2 separate regions of the Mus musculus genome follow, and region 1 is linked to region 2. Evidence: chromatin loops called from intact Hi-C (ENCODE). Cell type or tissue: left cerebral cortex. All regions are shown on one strand. Each heading gives the region's core, and the rest is flanking DNA. Links, peaks and the distances in the headings are about the cores only. Region 1 overlaps Cracr2a (calcium release activated channel regulator 2A). Region 2 holds the start of Prmt8 (protein arginine N-methyltransferase 8).

Evidence for each region. A loop is a pair of places that touch in the nucleus more often than their neighbours do. Peaks named below come from ENCODE experiments on the same cell type or tissue, not always from the same donor. Only the 100,000 strongest peaks of a DNase experiment are listed, where the experiment ranks them.
Region 1: a loop joins it to region 2, with 9 times the contacts of the local background. A loop is called at or near these places in 5 of 42 quality-filtered maps.

Annotation. Positions count from the first base shown.
Region 1 is chr6:127,657,935-127,666,262 of GRCm38, reverse strand. Cracr2a (calcium release activated channel regulator 2A) reads right to left here. Exons shown (of 19, transcript NM_001368877.1): 17 at 1,105-1,206. Among named protein-coding and RNA genes, the nearest start is that of Gm38900, 64 kb to the left of the region's middle. In left cerebral cortex, for the core only: no CTCF peak of the experiment used is centred there; DNase peaks (open chromatin) are centred at 2,269, 2,821, 3,278 and 4,329; H3K27ac peaks cover 3,578 bases.
Region 2 is chr6:127,763,265-127,771,592 of GRCm38, reverse strand. Prmt8 (protein arginine N-methyltransferase 8) reads left to right here and starts at 2,434. Exons shown (of 10, transcript NM_201371.2): 1 at 2,434-2,920. The coding sequence starts at 2,846. In left cerebral cortex, for the core only: CTCF peaks have their summits at 3,452 and 4,293; DNase peaks (open chromatin) are centred at 5,224, 5,601, 5,782, 6,497 and 10 more places; H3K4me3 peaks cover 5,072 bases; H3K27ac peaks cover 4,521 bases.

The DNA.
Region 1 (8,328 bases), core at 125-8,124, 110 kb after region 2:
CATATATACTAAATATTGCATAATGCCCTCAGTAGGTCTGTGACAGCACCCTATTATCAAACATATTAATATTTCTTCAGTGGGACATTTGGATAGTCATTAGAAGTGAGATAAAGCCCATTAAGTAGCCTCATGTCAGTTCCAGTCAGATTTTCTGTTAGCTGGTATAAAACAAAACAAAACAAATCCAACAACCAACCAACCCTCCTATATTCAAAGCATCTGGGTTTCAGAACTGCGCACGTGTCTGCTCAGTCAGGCCTTCATCATCCTTCTCCTTTGGCTTCTACCATCTGTGCTCTCTTCAGGCTCTGAGGTTAAGTCCTGTTTTGAGTACGAAGTTCAGGAATCATAAGCCACAGGACTGCTGGGCGCCCTACCGCCCAGGCTCAAGGATCCACAGAACCGAAGGTGAGAAGGGAGCCAAGGATGAGCCCTGATCTGCCCCGCCCTCTGATCTGCCCCGCCCTCTGATCTGCCCCGCCCTCTGATCTGCCCCGCCCTCTGATCTGCCCCGCCCTCTGATCTACCCCGTCCCCTGATCTGCCCCACCCCCAGTTTCTGCTGGGCCCTGCTGCTCCTGTTCATGAGCCCAAAGGCTAATTAATGCCTTTCAGACTTTCCTCATCAGCCTCTTGAGGTTTTTTTGTTTTTGTTTTTGTTTTTTTCCCAGACCTCAGCATTGAGGCTCCATCGTCTATCAAAAACATTCTGCGGCAGAGTGGTCCACACTGCTGCCTGGTGGATGGCGAGGTTCTCATCCTCACAGGGGATCAAGCGGAGATACAGATAGTGAGATTTCAGAATCAGAGCATGAGTAGAAGGAGAACTCACCTGCTTTCTCAGGACTTGGAATCCCACGCTCCACACAAGAGGCTTTAGGGCAGGTCTCCTGCCTGGTGCTCCCCAAGCAGCCCCGTCCCACATCTGCACCTCTCTGTGCAGTTGTACACGCCCCAGACCCAAGATGCCAAGACACCCATCTGCTCAACTGCCTCCCTTCAACAGGGCTTCCATAAGTTCCCACCAAGGAACTCTTGGGCTTACTCCTGAATGCTGGGGGTTCCCACCCTGTCTTGAAAGAGGGGAATTTGGGCTTCCTACCTTGGCGAGTTGCTCTCCCAGGCCCCGGGGCACTTCCCGCTCCTTCTCATTGTCAAGTTTATTGCCCAGCAGCAGAACAGGAATTCGGTCTCCCACAGCTTCCTGCAGAACAGATCATCCCTCCACTGAGAGAAGCCCACCTGGATGAAGCCAGATAGTAGGCTCACAGGGCTGCCTGGAAAGATCCAGGCTCATGTGAGAGTTAGCCCAGTAAGGAGAGCAAGATCGCTGTCACTAGAGAGTCCATCTCTGTTTCGCCCCACCCTCACCCATGCAATGGCCCTTTCTCCACCCTCTTTGGCTCTTGTAGAAAGCACATTGATTTCCCACCTGTGCTGAGGAGGAGCTGGCAGGGCTATGAACAGTAAGGACGCCAAGAGGGCTGTGGACCCCAAGGGACTGTGCATTCTTCCCATGACTTTCAGTACCACTGAGAGACTTGCTAAGTGACCAGAGCCAGTCTAAACCTCAGAAATCAGTCAGTGGAGGCTAGAGGGACTCTCTGGCTCCTTGGATGAGAAATGATATCTTGAGCTTCTGTGACACGTGAGCTCCCTGGGGGTGGGGATGGGGGGCATCTGAATCTGAGCCATGGGACTGGGCCAAAGAGCTCCTAAGTGGCTGCTGTGAGCCTAATTGGGGGCAAGCGCTGTGGAGACTCATGTCACTTGGACTCCCAAGAAGGCCCAGCTTAAGGAAGAGCTATGCACCTTGGCAGCTCTACTTCTCTGGCCAGAAGTGATGACTTCGTGCAAGGTGACAACCACATGATCTCTTATGGTGGGTGTAGGATATTCGCCATATCCTGGGGACTCTACCCTACCTGCACAAAGGGTTGCTAACGTATACGTACTCAATGGCAGAACAACGGTCCCGAGACTCACAGCCATGCAGTAAGTATGGTAGCATTCACGTTTAAGGAGGTTGTTATTTTTACTTTGTGGAATATTTAATTAGGGGCTTTTAATCATAATTTGGTAACGAATAGTTATTCACTGGAGCTGAGCGTTTTGCTGAACAGAGGGGCTGTGGAATAGTCGATACTTATGAGCCTAAGTTACGGCTTCACCACAACCTCCCACTGCTTTGTCCCAGCATCTCAGGCAAATGGCCAAAGTCCTTCTGATCGGAACACCTGTTTTAAAGTTTAAATGCAATTACCTCTGAAATTAAATCCTCCAAGTCTTTTTAATCCACACATTCGTTTTTACTGCAGCTCCGTAGGGGAAAGTAATTCTCATTTGCTAAATGGGGACGCCAGGCTCAGGGGGCCACAGTGGGACATCTGGCCACAAAGTGAGAGAGATGAAGGCCACTTAGCACACGGGTCCGTCATTCTCTGACCTTTTTGTCCAGACTCACATTTCTAGGAACACTCTGCTCCTCAGAAAGTTACTAAATAGAACACTCTAAAAATGGCACCCGCTGGGAAGAGAGTAATTTATGTTCACAATGATGTCTCCTGTCTTCTGACCCACCAGAATAAATTAAATCACATGGGTAGTTGATAAGTAAATTATATCATCGTTCACTTATTCCAAAGTGTGAAACCCAGTTAACAGCAAATACAGGCTGCTGGTATCCCTATTAGCTGAGTGTTAGTTAATGGGAATGCCCCAATCCCTCCTGTGACAGCTCAGGCAACAGAATACTTATGCAAAGAGCTTTCCTCAGAAAAGGAAGGAGAGAGGAGGATGCAGGGAACTGGGCCAAAAGACTTGCTGTTTAGAGCACACGAGAAAGATATATTTGTAGACCTATGTGTGAGGAATGACTAAGGTCTGTGGGATTTTCTTGACATGGAAACTCTGAAAATATGAGCATCGGTGCTGGGATCTTGGGACAGAACTCCGACTCCGGTTTTATCAGTCGGTGGAATGGGTCATGGCGGCAACTCTCTTCCTCGCAAAGGGGAAGTCCATCGACACTGAGTGTCTGACTGAGTAGGATGTGTGGGGCCCACGTCTCAAGCCTGATATGTACCCTCAGCAGATCAAAGGGCACACTGCTCTGGGGGAGAAGGGCAAACTTCCTTGAGAGCCATTCCTAGAGAGAGAAAGGGGGGAGTTTGGAAAGTGCAGAGAAATAGTCGAGCGTCCAGCTGCGTCCCATTTCCATCTTTTGCTTGCTTATCTGTTGCACACACACTCTGGATAGCTTGCTTTCCCTCTGTGGGCTGCCCTGAAGATGGAGAACAAGGCCCAGCTCCAACACAAATGAGACTACACAAAGCCAGGGGGTGTGCTAACTGTGACAAGTCCTTGTCACCCATAGAGTCATGAGGAGGCTTGGCTTTGGATGTCTGTGTTGGTTGGGATCATCTCTGACTCCTGAACTACCTGCCTGAGGTTTATGCCTTCATTATTTCTAACTAGGTTTTCTGCCTGTCTGGTACTACTCGGTACAAAGAGACACATAATTACCTACTGGATGTGGCAACACTTTCCACAGTGTTTCAAATTTATCTTTATTTTGGTGCTGGAAATGGAACACAGGGCCTTTCCCATGCAGGGCTAGGACTTTGCCACTATGTTATGCCTCCAGCAGGATACCTCCTTTTGAAAGTTAAATGTGTACTTCTGCTAAGCCTGGGAGTCTTGGATGAGCATGTCTAACTATCCTCTGCTGTTGATAATGCTCGAGAATGTCAGAATAACACCACAGGCCAGTTTGATAGGCCTTAGCTCACTGGTCAGGCACCCAATCTGCCCCTAGGAGACTGAGCACTGCTACCTTCCCTCTGGATGATTCTTCTAGTAGCTCCCATTCTCTGAGTTGCTCGTCTCTGGTCTTTAAAACAGGCTTTCTGAAAAGCCTCTGTTCTAGAACGTTCTAACAGAGAAATCTCTCTACACTTTTGATTGCCACGGTTGCCTTACCCCATATTTGAGTGCAATGGAAGATAAATTTGTTGAAATTTAAGATCATCCATCTCTAACTGTACAGAATAAGAGCTGTCAGCTCAGCAGAGGACTGTCACTCAGTCCAGGGTGTACAGCTGCTGGGTTGAGCTGGTGTGTGTGTGTGTGTGCATGTGCACGTGGGTGCATGCGCATGTGCACGTGTGTGAATGTGTATGTGTGAATATCTGTTTGCTGGAGGCATGAAGAAGCACTTAGCTGGGAGAACACTGTTTCTCTGAAGCCAGAAAATATTTTTTTTCCCTCAGCACATTAAAGCATGCCGTTATGCTAAGAAAAAATGACTGCAAAATTATATCTTGAGGGTTTCCATATTTATCCACCCCCCTGGACGATGAGTCAAAACAAGACTTATTTGTATAGTTCATTTTAAACTGCCAGCACTTCAAGTTCAGCTTGGAATGTGGGGGAAAAAAATCAAACTGCTATTTTTTGCTCCCTGCTGTACATTGTCACGAAGGACAAAGATCACAGACTGAGATTTTGCCTGCAACCAGGAAGGGAGAGAGAAGTGGACCAGAACCTCTATGGTTGAAGAATCGTTCTGCTTTGAGGCTGGAGCAAGGAGGTCTGGAAAAGCGACAAATTCACCTATGCATTAGCAGATGTAGCATGGGGCACGTGAAGACAAGCAGAATGTCCCAGGGTTCTAGCTGTGCCTCCCAAGCTGTGGGTGCCGTTGGACAAGTCACTTCCTCTCTTTGTTCTCTAAAGTGAGGTGCACGCACGTGCACGAGCATCTGTATCTGTGTATGTGTGCTGTTTGTCAAGCTCAGAGATGTTGATCTATATGGATTCACCTTTCCATCCATTTCTTTTTTACTTCCTCAATATATAGGCCTTACTTATATGGTTCTAACTGGATGATTAAAAAACAAAAACTAAATATGAAGTTCAATAAGCAGAATAGACATTGGAGATTTACAGCCTGGACCTGGGAGACACGCCAGCCTACACACATTTCTGTATCTAGGTCTGTGTCCTCTGCCTGATGAAGACTCTCAGGGACCTTCAATGTCTAGTTTGTCATGGTCTTAATGTGGCATGTGGCATGCCCAACAGGTTTCTTCTCCAAATTGGAATAGTTAGGTCCATTCTCCCAGGGGTGGTAAGCTAGCAAGTGGGCCGGGGATGCAGAGGCGGCAGGAAGGACGGATGCCTTTGACTTCCTGAGTCTCACAGTCCAGCCATCATGGACTATGGCTCGGCCAAGCTCAAGCATATTTTGAACAAGGCCTGCAGGCATCCTGGAGCTGCCTTGGTGCAGGGAGAGCTAGGAGGGTGAGGCGGGACAGGAGTGGCGAGGACAGAGCCGCCTCACCACGCAGTCACTCCTGTTCTTTGTTTGAGACTGACCCTCAAGGACTCTCTCTCTTCTCAATAGGATGAAGGTAGGAGAAATGGGGCCTAGCAGGAGGTTTCAGATCACTTAGAAGGGAGTGAGGTAGTTCTTGAGAGTCCCTGGTTAGTCATTGCTGTTGTTGGTGGTGGTGTTATCATTATTATTAGTCTTTTTGAGGCAGGGTTTCTCTGGGTAGCCTTGTCGGAACTCATTCTATAGACCAGGCTGGCCTCAAACTCACAGAGAACCACCCGCCTCTGCCTCTCAAGTACTACCTGGCTCTGGCTTAGTTCTTGTAAGAGAGTTGCCATAAAGTGAGCAAGCCAGGCCCTTCCACTTCTCTTTGTCCCACCATGATTCTCCGCCTTCCACCATGACGATACCCACCATAGAGTAATAAACCAAGAGGGTCCTGCCAGAGTGCAGCCAGCCCAGGCACCACACCCTCTGTCCTCTGGAACTGTGGACTAAGTGAGCTTTTCTCCACCTACAGTTTCTTTAGATGTCTTTGCCATAATATAAGAGCCAGAGAGTAATTCTCCAGCTGGCCTCTTATGTGACAGGCCTCTGATTTCCTTCGAGCTGGACGGGTCCTCATATACTGTCATTCGCACATTGCTGCTCTGACATGGGTCCCCTAGAAGTCCAGTGCTCTGCCCTGCAGCTTTTGCATGGGGCCAGTAGTACAGGACTCTGTCCTTCAGTGAAGTGTCAGGAGGAGGAAGTGGCTGAGCTGAGAGGGTAAGAACTTCCTTTGCAGGGAGCCGAGCCTCTCTATCCCAAGCACCTGTTCCCTCCCCCAGCTCTTCTAAACCACATCTTTCCCATTCATGGCAAACATAGCAATTTAAGGCCTTGTTCTCCAGGCTTCAGGTGGACTGGGGGGGGGGGGCAGCTCTGGGAACAGCTGGCCACCATTCAGTTAATAACAAGGCTTCAAGCCCTGAAGACTGTTATTAGAGCTCCCCCCCCACCCTCCTTCTTCAGGCAAGGGAGTTGGCAAAGTGCTCTGAGCTCTTTGAAAAAAAAAAAATAAGGTTCTCCACAAATATAAAGTACTTATTATTTTCAGTTCCCCTCAGATCAAATTAGGTGTCAAGTTTTAATCTATCACCTGACACCTCTGATTGCTGGTTGCCAAGGCAGAATGACTTAGCTTTTCAAGAATGGGGGGAATAATTACATCTGTGATTCTTCTTTTCCACACCTTCAGCGCACCGGCAACCATTTGGCACAGACTCCTACACTTGTCCCTGAACCCTGCGCCACGAACTGGATGCTTTTCCTAGGCCAGCCTCTCAGGCACATGGCCCGTGTTCAGCAGTGTCTTGGTGAGGGGGTCTGGGGTGCTCTGCAAATGACTCAAAGCCTGGCTATTTTGAGGGTGTAATAGCAGCAGTGTTCTCCCTGTGAAGTTGGGAGAAAGTTAAAATCTAGTTTCTTATGCCTGCATCCACAAGGGGTCTGCCTATGAATAAGACCCCCCCCCCCCGGAGACTCCCATGTTTTTGCATTTCCAGGCCCTGGAATGGTTCGTCTATAGGGAGGGCCTTGCCATCAACTGTTCAGGTGAGCCCAAAGCTCAGGCTGGGTCACGTGGGGTTCCTTAAGAGCTCATCAGCTCCTCCTGTCAAACTTGTTTTAAAAGACAAGCCTCAAACTACAAATTACCGACTCTTAGATGATCCCAAGTTAGCGATGTACAATTTACCACCTCAGACTGGTGTCGAAGCCCATGGGTGAGTCAAGGGTCCTCTGAGGTGCCTGCTGACAGCCCCTTCTGCCAGGAAGAGGCACACAAGGGCTCCGCACACGGTTGTAGGAAGAAGGCTCAAACACATGCTAAGTCTGCAATGATTCCTTACCAGATTTCTTCCTGCTCACTACACTCAGCTTGATCTCGTCTCTCTGAAGAGATCCCAGCTCCCTAGGGACTATTGACACCTCCCCAGTGACAGCAGAGCACAGTCCCGTGTTTGTCTCCCTCACAGACATCAGTACCAGACATTAGGACTTCCCAGTTCACAGCCCAACTTGGATATGCGTGTATGGAAGTCTGAGGCTAGGGTAAGAGAGAAAGGTTTTGGAGAAGTTACCAGCTCAGTTTCCTCATCCGGAGATGTGATGGGTTACACGAGATTATACTAGGCTGAGTATTTTCAAGGGAATCCCTGTTGTCTAACAACATTGTTTGCAGACCTCCCATGTATAGAGCTGGAAAATGCTGGGCAGCCAGGACAGAGAAAGGAGAATGTAGAGCCCTGAATGGTGAGCATGGAACCTTCCCCTGCCCTGCCCCACTTTCTAGGAAATGTCAGCGTGACTCTAGGCTCCAAGGACCGAAGTCTAAAAGCTCCACTGGATTAGATCATCAGTGGAGTGTCCTCTGGTCCTGTCAACATCACATAAAATAGATTGGGAGGAAGGGGAGCAGGCTGAAAGAGGGGAGGAGGAAGGGGAGTAGGATGAAAGAGGGGAGGAGCGTGGAGAAGAAGGGAGCAGGAGGAAGGGCATGATGATGGTGGTGGTGGTTATGATGATGATGATAGGAGAGGAACCATGTCACAAATGTTAAAGTCAAAATTCATTTGCCTCCTCTACTAGTTCTGTGAAGAGATAACCTAAGGCGTGGCATTCCAAAATCTAGTCCTTCACGTCTGTAAGTGTTTTAGGGACAGGAATGTTGGGAAATGATTTGTATTAAGCAAATGTCTCAGAAACTCTTAAGTCTATTTACGTCCCATTCCTTCATTTTCTCGGTAATGGGAAACATGCAGACTGGCAGCTGAGAAAGGGCGTGGTCCAGCTGAGAGACGCTGAAGAGGGGCAGGTTTGGGTGGAAGAAGTCAGACATCAGGGTCAAAGGGGAGGAAGAACCGTGGATGGACAGGCGAGCCTGGGATGAAGTTGGGAGTGTGCAGAGGAGCAGAGTCTGGCAAGCTCAAGAGCTTCCGGGAAGGT
Region 2 (8,328 bases), core at 78-8,077:
GCAAAAGAGACAGAAAAGGGCTGGCTTCTAATAGTCCTACTGTGTGTTTTTCATACATCATGGATTTTTCACAATCCCGGGAGGTGAGTCTTCAGGTAATTCTTGTATGTTTGTATGGGCATACATGTGTGTGTGTGTGTGTGTGTGCGCGCGCGTGCGCGCACGTGCACATGGAGGCCTGAGCCTCTACATTTTTACCTGCAACATTCAAGAGTAACACGGCTCCCCAAACTCTACCTTTCAATGATTTGTGAGTTTGTAATTAGGTGGGTGCACAGCAGGGACCAAATCTCAGATCCAAGAGTGTTCGAGGAGGGTCGGAGCATCACCTGTGATAGGTCACCATGCTTTCCTCAGGTCGCTGCAGAGCAACCTTAGTGGCCTAGATACCTCTGTGCCCCAGGCTGCCTTTGAGTTGGCATAGCAAACTCTTGCTGTAAAAACACAGCTCTCCATGTCCCTTTCCCATTCCAACAGGAGCTGTGTCTGTACTTGGGGAGAAGCCAAGCACAGTAAAAAGATTTCAACAGAGAACTGAGGAAACACCCCCACTGAGGTTCTCATAGCAACATAATCACGCACAACAGCAGCCTATTTCGGTGGGAGCCTGTTTCAGCTCCCCTCCTCCCCTGTTAGTCACAGAATGGATGAACAAGCAGAAGGAGTGTGGGGTGGGGACAGGGTTGGGTTGGAAGTCAAGAGGCTGGGGAGCTGGTTTACTGAAGCTCCTGCAGCTTGTCGAGGGACCTTAGACAATTGCCCCCTTCTCTTTCATCCGGAGTCCTTACCTGTAAGAGGACTGGACCAACGTGTGGGTGGGGAATCTTGCTATTCTAGTCTTATTTGATTGCATACGTACTAAGCCTCTTTTGATCCAGCATCTCAGAGCCTTATCTGAGAGAAGACGAGTAGGGGAAGAAAAGCAGGAGGTAAAAGTCATTTTTTAGATGCAGTTATGTCCCCTCCTCCATACTGTGTGTGGCAGGATGGCAGGATGGCAGGATGGGAGTGAAGAAGGATCAGGCATTGCCAAAGACTGCTCATTCATGCCCAACTCGAATTCAGGTCTGTGGTTTGAGAAGGTTGAGGGGAATTTACTCTTGTTTTGGGATTATCAGTGCGGTTAACCCAAGCTTCTTGCTATATTTTCTTTAATCCTTCTCATCTCCCTCCTCTTCCCGTTTTTTACTCCTCACCTCTGCTCACGGCCATGTCTCTTCTCTTTGCCTGAGGATCTTGGTCTGATAGAAGTATCTATCACCGTGAGCCGAGCTGGGTTTTGGCCCTTTTCCTCAATGAACCTGGGTTAGTTGAGGACAGTCACTCTTACACTTCTTGGCTATCAAAGGCTATGATCAGACTAAACAGGGCGATTGGTTTAAATAACTCAACTAAGGACTGAGATGAAGCGGGAAGAAAGCTCCTGGCACATCTGTGCGGTCCCTGACCTTGACCTGTGGGCCAGAAAGCCTGAAGGTTCAGCTTTCCCGGAGATAGCCAGCTACAGAGTCCTGAGTATGGCCTCCCTCCCCCATTGTTCTATCCCTCAATGCCTGACAGATGGCCCGAAAGAGAGAAAAAAAGCTCTCAAAGTGAAGACAGGAATGCATTGTATAAAAATTCACACCCCCCGCTGCCGCCCAAACTCTCCCTTAAAAAAGGATCGAGAGAATCCTAATGGGTACGTGACATCCTCACGGCTCTCTCCCATAAAAGGGACGTCAGGAGAGGGTGAAGGTGGGGGAGGGGCTGTAGGGGAGGGGGAGAGATGTGTGTCCCCCCGGGAGTGGGGGCTGACAGGCTAGACAGGGGTAGGGGAGCTAGACCGCGGACCCTTTTATTGATTTGTTCCTGGTTGTTTTCCCAAGCCACCTCAGGCAGCCACCTTCACTTCAACCCGGTCCTCCTGAGAGGGGTTTGAAGGCCTTCTGGTCTTGGGTCCTGAGGGTGAAGAAAAGCTAGATAGAGAGGACCTAGAGTTGAAGGAGTTGAGGACTTCCCCCTCCCATCCAGACACCCACCCTGTTCATGCCCCAAACAGTAATCCGCGCAGGAAGGATCCAGGAATCGACCGGGTGGGGGGGCTGGGGAGGGGTGAGGGGCGTAGACATTTGGTAACCGTGGCTGAGTCTTGTCCGGTGCTTGCCCTCGTTAGAAGGACTTGCACTGGGCTGAGACCCTCCAGCAGCCTCGTGGACGCCTGCTTCCCGGAGCCTGGCGCGCGGCCCCGCAGCGTGCGCGCAGCCCTAGCCCCCGCGCCAGGTGTGCGCCGCGCCAGGAGCGCAGCGGAGCGCAGGCGGCCCCCAGACCCCGCGGTCCCGGGCACGGGGGCGGGCTGGGGGTCTCCGCCGTCAGCGCCCCGCCACCCGCTCGCTCCCGCGCACCTCCCACCCCGCCCCCACTCACCGGCTCAGCCCCCGGGAGCGCCGAGCAGGACGCGTGTTGCTTCGCCCAGCGATCGGCAGAAGTTGGGAGAGTTGCCGTCCGCCTCCCGCCTGCCGGACTTCGGAGCCGCTGCCTCTGCCGGCGAGCCCGCGGGGCCGCCTCCCTCCCTCCCGCCCAGCCCGCCGCGCAGGGGAGAGGGGCGCGGAGGGGGTCGTGAGCGCGACCAGAACTTGCAAGTGTGCGAAGGGATGCGAGGCAGATGAAGAGCGAGGAAACGTGAACAAAGTGGCGACCGCAGGAGGGACTCCACAGAGCTCGATTGTCGCGGAGGACGCTCCGGGAGAGGGGCTGGCTGGGATTTTTTCCCCCCTCCTCTTGCATTCTTAGGCTCTCTTTTAAAGCCACATCAGCCGTCTCTCGTTCTTTACTATCTCGAATCCCCAAACCCTTGTTGGCTCTTATGGGCATGAAACACTCCTCCCGCTGCCTGCTCCTCCGGAGGAAAATGGCGGAGAATGCAGTCGAAAGCACCGAGGTAAGGAGGCGACCGGGCCGGGGTTTTCAGCGACCCTGCCTCCCACTGGGACCCCTGTGTGCCGCCGCTGCTTGCTGCCACCACCAACGCCGTGGTGCCAAACTTTCCCCATCCCGCTTGTCCCTGCCGAGAGAGAGAGAGAGAGAGAGAGAGAGAGAGAGAGAGAGAGAGAGAGAGAGAGAAGTGTAGGAGTGTGTGTGGGGGGCGACGGTGCACGTCTCAGTTCCTTTCCCCCTTGAAAATCTAAATTTTCAGCCCCATCACCCTCTCCTGCCACCCTCTGCTCCCTTCCTGTTCCCCTAAGTCCCAAACCTTGGGCAGCCCGGCTCCCCTGCCCCTGTGCACAGGATTCCGATAGTGATCCCGGATCCCGGCTTTACGAAGAGCTGGAGTGGGTTATATTAGGGCCAGGTTTGCTCCCTGCAGTGCACCGATTATCTCCCACCGCTACCTGGGCTTTACCCTTCAAGCTCGAGGTGGTCCCCAAGCTATGGGTCCCTGCAACACCGCGGAGAGCTCCCGGCCTTAGGGGGCCGACCTGGTGGCAGTACTAAGCACCTGCACCTGACCTCCCCCGCAGTCCCCAGTCCACAGCTGGGCCGGAGGTCTGCAGTCCTAGGGTGCTTAAGGCGCCGAGGGAGAGCGGAACCCTGGGAGGGCGCACCGACCGCGGCCCCATTCAGCACCAGGGACAGCGCCCGCGCCTGCCGCAGCTTAGCCCGCACAAGCAGCGGGGGTTGTGCGCCCTGGGCTGCAGCGCGAAACCGGTCTGCGGCCACTTGTCCCGCAGCAGCTTTTAAGGAGGCCGCTCTAGCTCCGCAAATGATACTCTTGCCCTCCGTCTTCGGCAGTCCTTACGGCCGCCCCGTATCTGCCCTTTCTCTACTCCGGAGTTGGCCTTGAGCTGCAGAGAGCCCAGCGGGTCTTTGCGTCCCGAGCAAGTGTGTTCTTTCGCCTCGCTCTGACCCAGCTGTCATCACAATGGGATTTTTCCCTGGTTTTGGGCACCTGTAGTCATGGAGGGGATCGGCATGGGCAGCCCCCTTACCTTCACAGAGGAACTGTGCGCCGAGGTGGGGGTGGAGTGGGGCGTGTGTGTGATCATCCCTTATTCGGTGGCAGGAAAAAGACACAGAGCAAACTCCGGGGCTCTATTAATAGCCCAGTGTCTGGTGGGGCTGCCGTACATTTCACATACGGTAACCCATATGCAGCGTGGGGCTGAGATGGGGGTGTGGCGCGGAGACTGTCCAGGCCTTGCGGGAAAGCAAAAACAACGTGAAGACCTTTCCCGGCCTTCTTTCCTAGAGGTCACAACTCATTCCCCGCCTCACGGTATAGGCAGCAAAGCTTAAGAATACCCATTCCTTGGACACTAGAGGCAGCATGCTTCTGGCAACTGTCGATTTTGAAACAAACACGATCTGGGGCTGGAAGATGAGGGGCATACAGCAGTTAATGTCTTCTCCTTGAGTTAGGGCAAAGCCATTCTGCATGTCGTTCCTTGGACCATCCTCTTCCCCACCCCAACCTGGGAGCAGAGTCTTTGAAACCGAGTAATAGCACCAGACGCTCAGCATTCCCCTCCCCCTCCGCCCTCTGATCGCCCACCCGCGGAACAGGTTTCTAAAAATAGCTTGGAGTCTCAAGGCCGCGCACTGGTGAAGTGTTGGGCCAGCCAGCTTGTAGCAGTCCCTGCAACCCAGTAGCTATAGCTCTTCCCTGCTTTTTCCCTATCCCACCTCATCTTCACTTGTCTTAAAAAAAAATAGAAAATAAAAATAAAAAAAGTTTTCGTGGGTCCTCGTCCACAATCACCCGGACTGGCGTGTGGGGTCTAGTGCAGACCCGGGCCACGTTCCGCAGTGTGCAGTGGCGGCTGCGGCTCTCTCCACCTCGGTGAGGGTTAAAGGCGTCCGGAGCAGGCAGAGCGACGCGCGACAGGCTATTTTTACTCGCTTCCCCCGCTGCTCTGAGCTCCCCCTTCTCAGCAGTCGCACATGCCAGCTCTGCTCAAGGCATCAATGAAAACAGCAGTAGAAGCGGTGGTGGCAGGGGCGGAGGGGGGGGGGGAGGACGACGGAGTGGGGAGGGAGGGAGGGAGGAAGAGAGAGAGAGAGAGAGAGAGAGAGAGAGAGAGAGAGAGAGAGAGAGAGAGAGAGAGAGAACCCAGCTGGTCTTAGACCCCTTAGATGACAATGAATCAAAGCGGAACATGGGAAGGTTCAGCTCTCAGCAACTTCCTTGGAGAAAGGATGCAACCCAGACTTGGTCAAACGTGCCCAGTGAGGCATACAGGCCTCGTGACTACTGCTTGGTTTTCCTCCAGGAACGGGCAGGCTGTTTTTGGAATAAGCTAAGAGCAAAGTGGTGCTTCCAAAGTGGGGTATTGAGGGGGTTGCATTGCCTGCACATCTTAGGGGTACCAAGAGCACACTTGTGGATGTGTGGAGTGTGTGGGCGGGGGGGGGGAGGGGCGGGAATGACAACGGTTGCTGTCCAGTCTCTAGCAGGTACTCACTCTGTACCCGGAAAAGTAGGTTTCTAAGACCCTAGTGGCCTGGCTTTTGCCCTCAAAGAGCTCACAAATTAGTGAACACAGTTGTGACTGGAGAGCCCGGTTACATCTTTCCCTGCGTCTTGCAGGTGGTAGCATACTACTTGTGTTCTGTGCTCATACTAAGGCTATGAGAGAAGCGAAGGTTAGTATTTGTTTCCCATTTTCTTGGAGACCACAGAGTAGCCTGAGGTCAGGCAGTGACTCCGGCCAGCTGGCGGGTTAAATCGGGCTTGGGGTATGGATTGCCCTCACTTTCAATCCATTGCTCTTTGCTCCACTCTTGCTATTTCTAGCAAGATGCCATGTGTGAATGGGAGTGCATGCGAGTGGGAGGAGACGATTGCTTTGGAAGGGAAAGGCAGTGGGGAGGGAAGGTGGGGAGGGGAGGCAGAGAGGATGGCAGTTATCAGGCAGGGGAGGGAGGTGGTGGTGCTGCTGGTGGTGGTGGTGGTAGCAGTGGTGGTAGTGGTGGTGGTGAGGCATGTAGTATTGAGACTGAGGCTGTGACTCTATATACTGTGACCACCATCTTCAGACCTGGAACAAGGTGAGATACTAGGGCATGGAGCCTCCTGTGTGAGGCGTTGTGGCTTGAGTACACCTTCCACCCCTTTGATTTTGGTCTCTTAAACTTGTTCATGAGCTGATTCAGTTTGTGGCCAATAATCTGTGTATGGTGTAGGGAAACATCAGGGCAGTCCCCGACCTCACTTCCTGCTCTGTCTTCCATCCCAGAATCTCCTAGGGCCACTTTTTTCTTTCGAGACAGGGTCTCCCATACCCCAGGCAAGCCTTGAGCTCCTTATCTTTCTGACTCTACTTTCTGAGTGCTTAGGCATGAGACCCCACTGCAGTGGGATTTACACAGTGCTGGAGATTAAACCCAGGGTTTTGTGAATGTTAGGCAAACTCTACCAACTGAGCTACATCTTCAGTGTGGTGCTGGGGCTTCCTGTGACATCTGTAGAGCCTCCACTCCCACTCTCTGCAGCCTACGCACATGCAGGCCCTTTATCTCCATGCTAGAACCTTAGCTCCCAGCATCTGGCCATGTCTGGTCCAGCCTCCCCATCCTTGCAGGGCTAGCTTTTGAAAGGACAAATCTGCTTGTGGTAGGTCAGCTCTCTGAAAACTTAGGAACTACCTCATTTCCTACAGGGTACTGGTGTCCTTAGCATAGTAAACAAGGCCCTTGAATACTTGCCCTATGGGAGACTCCAAGGCAGCCGAATGTATGCTGAATACTTTTGTGATCCTCCATCCATCTAAAATGCTTCTTCCCGTTCTCCTCTCTGGGGGAAAAAAGTCTTCCTCAACCTGCAAGATTCAAATCAAATGTTGCTTCCTCTGGGCAGCCTTCCCAGATCTCTCATTTAACCTCTCTCCCGAGGGAGAGTAATCCATGGATTCTTCTTAGGTATTTGTGCTGCCTGTCTCTGACTTTTCCTATCACGAGGTAATTGTCTTTTATATATGTTTATTTCTCCAATTGAATAGGCAACCTTGTTTCTTTTTCTTTTTCACTTGTCTTATTTTTAGCATGGTTTTTGCCACAAGGCAAATAATAACTGATTTGTGGGATTATAAGACATTTTTAAAGCCTTCTGACTTTCCAGAAATTGTAAGCACCTGTGTTTACTTACCGGGCCAAGGTCATCTGATATGACTGTAAGGGATTAAAGCAGGCAGGTTGGAGGAGCCACAGTAAGACTGAGGCTGTGACAATTTTACTGAGAGCAATCAGACTTTTTATAACAGAATATAATGGCAATTTCTAGGATCAATACAGTTATAGTTGCCAGGATACAATCATGCTTGCACACTTTACAGGGTACACAAAATTAAAGTCTAAGACCAATTGTTCTGTCAGGCTTCCATGCTTCCTTGACTTCTGGGGGAACATAGAGGAAAACAAAGTGGCCAAAACATGTCACTGACCAAGGACTGTGTCAGTCTCTCAGGAACTGGAAGGCACATTGTAGCCCAAGAGCAAGGGACCCCATGATGAGAAACCTATGGCTCTCAAGGCAGCTAGGTCACCATGGTTGCCTGCACCCATCTCTACTCTTAAGATGTGCTTGAGCTAGTCCTGTCCTTTAAAACTCACAATGGACAAAGATTTTGGGGATCCAGATGTTGTAAGTCAGATAAGTGACCATACAGAGGAAACTGTATTTTATGTGGTATAGGCATCTGGATAGTCAGAATACCATCAGGGTATTCCTGAAAGACCTAGGAAGTATTGAGGGGAAAATGTTATATTTACTCCTACCAATGTGATAGCGAAATGAGCTTTAGCTCATATATCATCTACAGTGTAGCCTGAAAATAGTGGGGATCAGTGAGCAAATCCAGAGCAAATACTGCTCAAACCCAAAAGCATCCTGGATGTTGTTGTTATTCATGGACCTATTCAATACTCGGTAATCATTGCCTCTCGCCATGGGGTATTCATCTAAGAGAAGATAAATGTGCTCATCACAAGGTCCTCTTATGAGCCAGTAGGTTAATGGGCCCTTCTCTGTTCTTGCTTTACTGATTCTCGGTGAAAACCTGGTGTGTTATTAACGGCTGGTAACTCCTTGTTTGGGGATCCATCACCCTAAAGGAGAATACCAGGGATGAAAAGAATAGCTTTAGCAATCCTCATTTCAAAGAATTCTTCTTGGAATGTTCTGTTGACTTGCTAACCCAGCAAGAGCATCATCACAGGCTGAGGAAGACCCAGTGATGACTTGGTCTGGGTACCCATGAGCGCTCCTAGAGTGAAAGTATAAGTGAGCTGATTTTCACAGTGGTATATATACTTGGACGGTCCGGCTAATAACTATTAGCTTCCGCTTCAGTT